Linked DNA regions of Homo sapiens: region 2 is linked to region 1. A link is a contact called in ENCODE Hi-C data. All regions are on one chromosome and are shown on one strand. Each heading gives the region's core, a stretch centred on a gene start or an enhancer-like site at or near the end of the contact. The rest is flanking DNA. Distances are from core to core; before and after follow the strand shown. Region 1 holds the start of MPDZ (multiple PDZ domain crumbs cell polarity complex component). Region 2 has its middle 100 kb from the start of LINC00583.

Region 1 (3,014 bases), core at 305-2,804:
ACATTGCATAATTACAAAATCAAATGCATATTTACAAAGTAGGAAAAATATTATGAAGCAAAAGCATAGGGTACCATAAGAATGCATCACAATGGGTTTATCGTAGTTTGTGGGAATCATGTAGCATCTATGGCAGTTCCATTCACTGGGACACTGAACAAGATGACCAGGCTTGAGCAGAAGTATCACGGCTGCATTTTTTTTTGCAATCTAGGTTTGAGACAAGCAAACAGGGAAGCCAAATAAACACTTGAATATATGGATAAATCTGAAGGTATAAATGTAAGATTCTGTAGGTACGAGATCATAAGCTAGAAGTGAAAATGTATTTAGAGGTAAGAGTTAAAAGGAAAAGAGGGCCCGTAACTGATTTTTAAGGAATTCCAGCATCTAAAGATTGGGGGAGAGGAGGCAAAGAAGACTGAAGAGTGGCCTGGGGACAGGGGCAGATCTACCTGGAAATTGATGTAGCTTAACGTTCCGGGTCCTTCTCTTGCCTGGGAGCAACCCTAGCAATGTGTTTACATGGGCATTTATTTTTTGAATTTTTCTAAAGAAAGATTTTTTTTTTTTTTTTGGTTAAAGCAGAGCTCCCAATTGTACAAGCTTCAGAGCCCATACATCCGCCCTTGACTAAGCGGAAGAAGCAAAACCAAGAGTGTGATTGCATGGAATTACAAGAGGGGTGGGGTGGGGAGGACTCTAGGAAGAGAGAGGTCAACAGCTGTGAATGTGTTTGAAAGTCCAAGGAATATGAGAAAAAAGTATTTTTATTCAGAATATTAAAAGAAATTCTTTTAAATGTTCTAAATTGGACTTCTGAGTATCCTTTGGTCCTATAATCTAATATCAGAGGGATATTTTGAAAAAGAGTTTCTTATGCAGAAAAAAATTCGTGGGACTTCCAAATTGAGGATAACAGAAAGAAAATCTTAAGTGGCACAAAATAGAAATGAATATCTGTTCTTCCTGGGGCCATGCAACTCTAATAACTTTTCCATGTTTACTGTTTTTGCTTTTTAATTGGATCATCAGACTAAGAATGCACCCTGATGTGCGAAAAGTTACTTAGAAAGTGAGAGGACTGCCCCCACCCTTCTGATTAAAGCGCTTCTCATAAGCATCCTATGCCATTCAGTAAGCTACCCATGCAGAAAGCATCCACAGGGCAGTGCACATAAGGAAAATCTGAGGAGCTAGAAACAGGCTATCAGTTTCCGCAGGTTGACAAAATCGGCAGATAAAAATACAAGACTGCCATTAAATTTGAATTTCCGATAAACAACGAAGAACTTTTTAGCATAAGTACGTCCCAAATATTGCATGGGATATACTTGTACTAAAATTATTCCTTTTTTTTTTTATTTGAAATTCCCATTTAACAGAGCAGCCTATATTTTATCTGACCACCTCACAAGTCCACTACCCACACCCCAGGTCGAGCGGCCCAGGAGCGAGTTTAAAACCCCGCACAGGCCTGCTCGGCCGCGTCCCCTGATTGGCCAAGGCGCGCCCGCCGCCCCGCCGGTCGCAGGCGTCACGGCAGCCCCAGCAGCCTGGGCCCCGCCACCGCCTCCGCGGCAGCCCCGGTCGGCGCAAGTGCGGCGCGCGCTGGGGGAGGGGGCGCGGCGGAGCGCTAGGCTGGCGTCGGGCCACCGCGGGATTAAGTTTCTCAGTCACGCGTGAGTGTCTGTGCGTTTTGATCCGAAGCTCCTCGCCGGGTCGTTACTTCAGAAGAGAAGACAGTGAGCGTGGGCGAGGCGAGGCATCCAGAGGCCCCGGCGACCCCTGCTCCCCAGTCCTCCGCCCCCTCGCGTCGCGGCCCTGGGCGGGCGCCGCGAGCCGGGTAAGCGGCGCTTGAGCCCCGGCCCAGAGGCCGAGGCGCGCCCCCGCGCCCTGCGCGCGCGCCGGCGGGGAAGGTGCGCGGGCGCCCTGGGCTCGGCGCTTGGGGGTGGGGGTGGGGGCGGGGATGGGGGTGGGGGTGGGGGTGGGGGTAGGGGTGGCGGCGGGCCGTGGGGCGGTGGGGCGGTGCGCTTGCCCCACCCCGCGCGGCCCGGCGCTTCGCGGAAGCCGCTGCTGTGGCTTTTTTAAAAGGATGGGGTCTAGAAGTTTCCTTTGCTACTCGCAAGTCTCCACTCCCCCCAGCCCCGCGGTGGATAATCCTAGACCTTTCAGCACCCCCGCCACCCCTTTCTTTTGCTCTCGCTGACTAAGAGGTTTAAAAGTTTTTCCTTTTCCTTGACCCAGAGGGGCACAGTCTTGGTGTCGGGGGGCTGGGGGTGGGGTGTTAGCCTGGGGGCCCGGAGCGCAGACCAGGCCTCCAGGGCGCGGGAGCCTGTTGCTCTCCCCTGCAGGGGCCGCTCCCGGACGCCCCATCCGCCGTTACGTGGTCCCGGGATGTGCGGGTTGCGGTAGAGAGTGGGCAGCAATGCTCCTGGTCCTGCGTTCTCGCCTTAGCCGCGGGGACCCCGAGGCGAGCCGCTAATTGGTACCGGTGCCCCGTCCCTCACCCCTGGCACCGGCGCCCTTTTAACCGCCGCTCCCGTTGGTGGGAGCACGTTGGTCTTGTCTCTCCCTTAGTCTCCTCACCCCCCGCGCTGATGGGCGTCTTTGTCTGCGATTTGGCAGCCCCAGGATGCCGGATGTTACCAGGGAAGCGATGTTTGGGAGACGCTTTGTGTCTTGCGGAGTTGCGCGTTTGTTGGGTGGTGATGGTGTACATTTTTGTTTGCGTTCTTTGCAGAGGCACAAAGGCTGGGCTATTCTTGCCTGCAGTCACATGGAAATCAAGCGGAGACTGCGGGGGAGGAGAAGTGGCCAGGCGCCGGCGGGAGGTAGAGGCCGCTCCGTAGTCACTGGGGGCGAGTGGGGGCCCCTGGAGACCTCTACTGCGCGGTGCGGCTTTTGAGGTGCTCCGCTTGGGAAGACCCCGGCAATGGGCACTGACTGCCTTTTTGCAGTAGGGGCTGCGGTTGGAGGCTAGTGTTTCCTAGGTATCATCAGATAGATAAGAG
Region 2 (3,043 bases), core at 505-3,004, 750 kb before region 1:
CTCGGGTATGTCTTTATCAGCAGCATGAAAACAGACTAATACAAACAGTATACCTGATTGAATTGGAAAGTGAAGCTCCATGCTTACAGCTGGCTGGGACCACTCAGCTTTTGCTCAATCTGTGTTCCCACCACATGCTGGGTGCTGAACCAGGCACCAAAGTTACAATGGTGGGCAAGGAATCTTCTGTGTCCTAAGTGGTCACCAACTAGTGGGAGTGAAAGCAGGTAAATGGACAGTTTCTCTACCTGTACTATAGGTAAACTCAAAATTGGGAAGAGTACCAGTGGTCATGGGCAACTTCTCTACCTGTACTCCAGGTAAGTCTAGGATATTGGGGACATACTAGCGTTGGTGACAGCTGGACATCTTGGGTGTGTTGGTGAGCAGGATTTCCCAAGAAGAAACACCTGACTTGGGTCCAAAAATAGATGAGGAGAATTTAGATTTGAAATGTACTAGGCAGGGAGAAAGAGAATTTTCTAGCTGGAAGGAGCAGCCCGTTCTGAGGCCTGGATATGTGAGTGAGAGAATGGTGCATGTGGGGGTTCAGGTGGCTCCATGAGACAGGATTGGGGAGTGTGGAGGCAGGGATTGGCAGGAAGATAGAGAGGGACATGGAGGCCAGGAAGCTTTGACTGTTATGGGAAGGTATATGGACATTTTTTTCTGTAGGCAGGAAGGAACCCTTGCGGTCTGTTAAACAGGGAGAAAACATGACCATATATACTACTTGAGTAACCTCACTCTTAGTTTTAGTAGAATCATCCACTGACAGGAGAGCAAGACTGGATGCAGGAATCCCAGCCAGGAGGGTGGCTACCAACATGGCTACACCTGGAATTGCTGGGGAGCTGCACAAAGTACGGATGCCTCTGTTTTACCCACAGAGACTCTGATGTAATTGGTCTGGGATGTAGCCTGGGCTTTGGAATTTTTAAAAGCTTCCCAGGGGATTCTCATATACAGCCAAGCCTGAGAACCACTGATGTAAGAGAGGCAGAAATGAAGATACTGAAGGACTGTTAGGCTGGCTGGGCTTGGGCAGGACCGTACTCCAGTGCTTCCTTTAGAAAGAAATTTCTCTTCTTTTAGAAGCAGTTGGCAGGTCCAGTCTGGAACTTGATGATCAACTGCAAGTGGGGTCACAAGTGACTGTGAGGTGACCTGTGAGCCTATGAGTTTCATCAGTACAAAGCGCGAGACTTTCATTGATGGGAATTAACAGAATCTCAAGAATGAATTGGTCAGTGACAACTGGGGTTGGTGGAGTGGGGAAGGAAACACATAATATACTTAGAATATATGTTATTTCTGAATTAGCATATGTACATATAACCACTTATACATTTTGTCTAAATTTGGCTTTAATTTTCTTCTTCAAATTGATTGAGATTGGACAGAAACACTTTAAATAAACGACATTGCAAATTTTATATTTAGCCTGCCCAAACTATGGGTAATTTGTGAACAACCAAAACAACAACAACCAAAAAGCAGCGTTTATTTTAAACTTCAAAAAGGATTTATTCAGTTTCTTTCTTTTGTTTTTCCATGCATTGTTTCTCACAGAAAGCACAATACCACACCGCACACTCCACATTTCCCCCGTTTCTATTTAGCCCTTCTAAGAATTGCTCAGCCCGAGAACACTGAGAACATTTGGGCACGTCCAAATACCATGGACTTAACCCCTCCGTGCACAGAAAGGCTCACTGGCTTCTTAGCAGTAGCTTTGCTGGGAGCTGCGGTATTCCAACAGCCCCTAGTGTCGGCTGGGATGATGTGACTTGGGGGTTAAATGCAGTTTGCAGTTTCAAAAAAGAAAAGCATGATTTGTTGAAAGAGGCTCCTGAAGAAGAACATGTGAGTAAGAGTTTGCAACATCTGAGAAGGTGGGAGTGCATGCTCAGGGACTCTCAAACACTCGGATTTGGGCCTGAAATCAGGAGGAAGACTCTACTGGGGTTTCTATGACTCTTGTCAACGTATAAGCCTTCCTGTTGAAATCCCTGACAGTACTTTTGACAGCATGTTATTATCTTACAATAAAATCTGTCCCCAACCCCCTAGTCCTGCTGCCTCCTCTAGTTTCTAAGAAGGTGTGGAACAGTTAACTGTAGGGGGATGGATAGTTAAAAAGCAGATTCTAGAAGTTCCTGGTGACTTGACTCTTTCATGGGCTAGGTTGAGATAAAACTCTCTAATTTTGTTTTCATTTTCACTGGAGTTGAAGTAACAACAGCAAGAGAACGCCTCCAGGTTTACAGTTGTATGGCTTATTGTGTATATATCCTATAAAACCGAAAACCATATGGAGAATTCTGCTTTCTTGGCTTTTTGTGTGTGTGTACCAGGAAGTAGTAAAATGTTTTGAGATGCTGTTAAGTCCTTAAGTTACAAAATCAAGATTCCACCTTAAAAATTTTCCATACTATAGTTTGTTGCATAGCCTGGGGTGCTGACTGCTTGCCAAATATCTATCAGAGAGTGATTTATGATATATGATACGGTCCCCAGCCCAAGTGGAGACTGCGTAGTTGAAACATGAGAAAGGGGAGGCCTTGCTCTCTGGAAACCATGATGACTGGTTTCTGTTTGGCTTTTCCGAGAGAACATACAGTACAAAACGTGCCACATTTTACAGCAGTAAAACTTCTGTAAGAAACAAAACACGGTTCAGCTAGAAAGACTTAATTTCTCTTTGCCATTTGTTAACTGATGATTGTTTTCACTCCGAGTGGCTGTTGTTCTTTTTCCTCCATTTCCCCTCCCTGGCCCCGCCGCCGCCACCCCCCCCCCCCCGCTGCTGCTCATCTACCGAGCTCTGAAATAGAATCAAACAGCTCTGTTCTGGTAATTAAAATATTTAAAAATGAAATCTCCACTCCATGTTTTCAATATTTCGCGTGCGTTCCATTTTACTATGACTAAGAATGTATTGTGATTTCTGGTGTTTTCTGTTCTGCAAATGTTTCCTTTGCAGCTGCGAAGAAGTCTATCTCCCATATGGCTTTTAGGACACTTTGCAGTATGCTCAGAT

Evidence for each region. A loop is a pair of places that touch in the nucleus more often than their neighbours do. Pooled maps may share reads with other maps.
Region 2: a pooled map shows a loop between it and region 1 (5-fold over the local background). The contact joins the enhancer-like site here to the promoter of MPDZ in region 1. A Hi-C loop is called at or near these places in 4 of 50 pooled maps.

The regions. Positions count from the first base shown.
Region 1 is chr9:13,278,232-13,281,245 of GRCh38, reverse strand. It overlaps MPDZ (multiple PDZ domain crumbs cell polarity complex component), which reads left to right and starts at 1,554. Exons shown (of 47, transcript NM_001378778.1): 1 at 1,554-1,846. RefSeq lists enhancers at 1,931-2,646, 2,647-3,014.
Region 2 is chr9:14,029,967-14,033,009 of GRCh38, reverse strand. No RefSeq gene overlaps it. Among named protein-coding and RNA genes, the nearest start is that of LINC00583, 100 kb to the right of the region's middle. Within about 2 kb of position 1,754, at least 17 of the 41 ENCODE cell types and tissues checked have a DNase peak (open chromatin) inside an H3K27ac peak, as active enhancers do.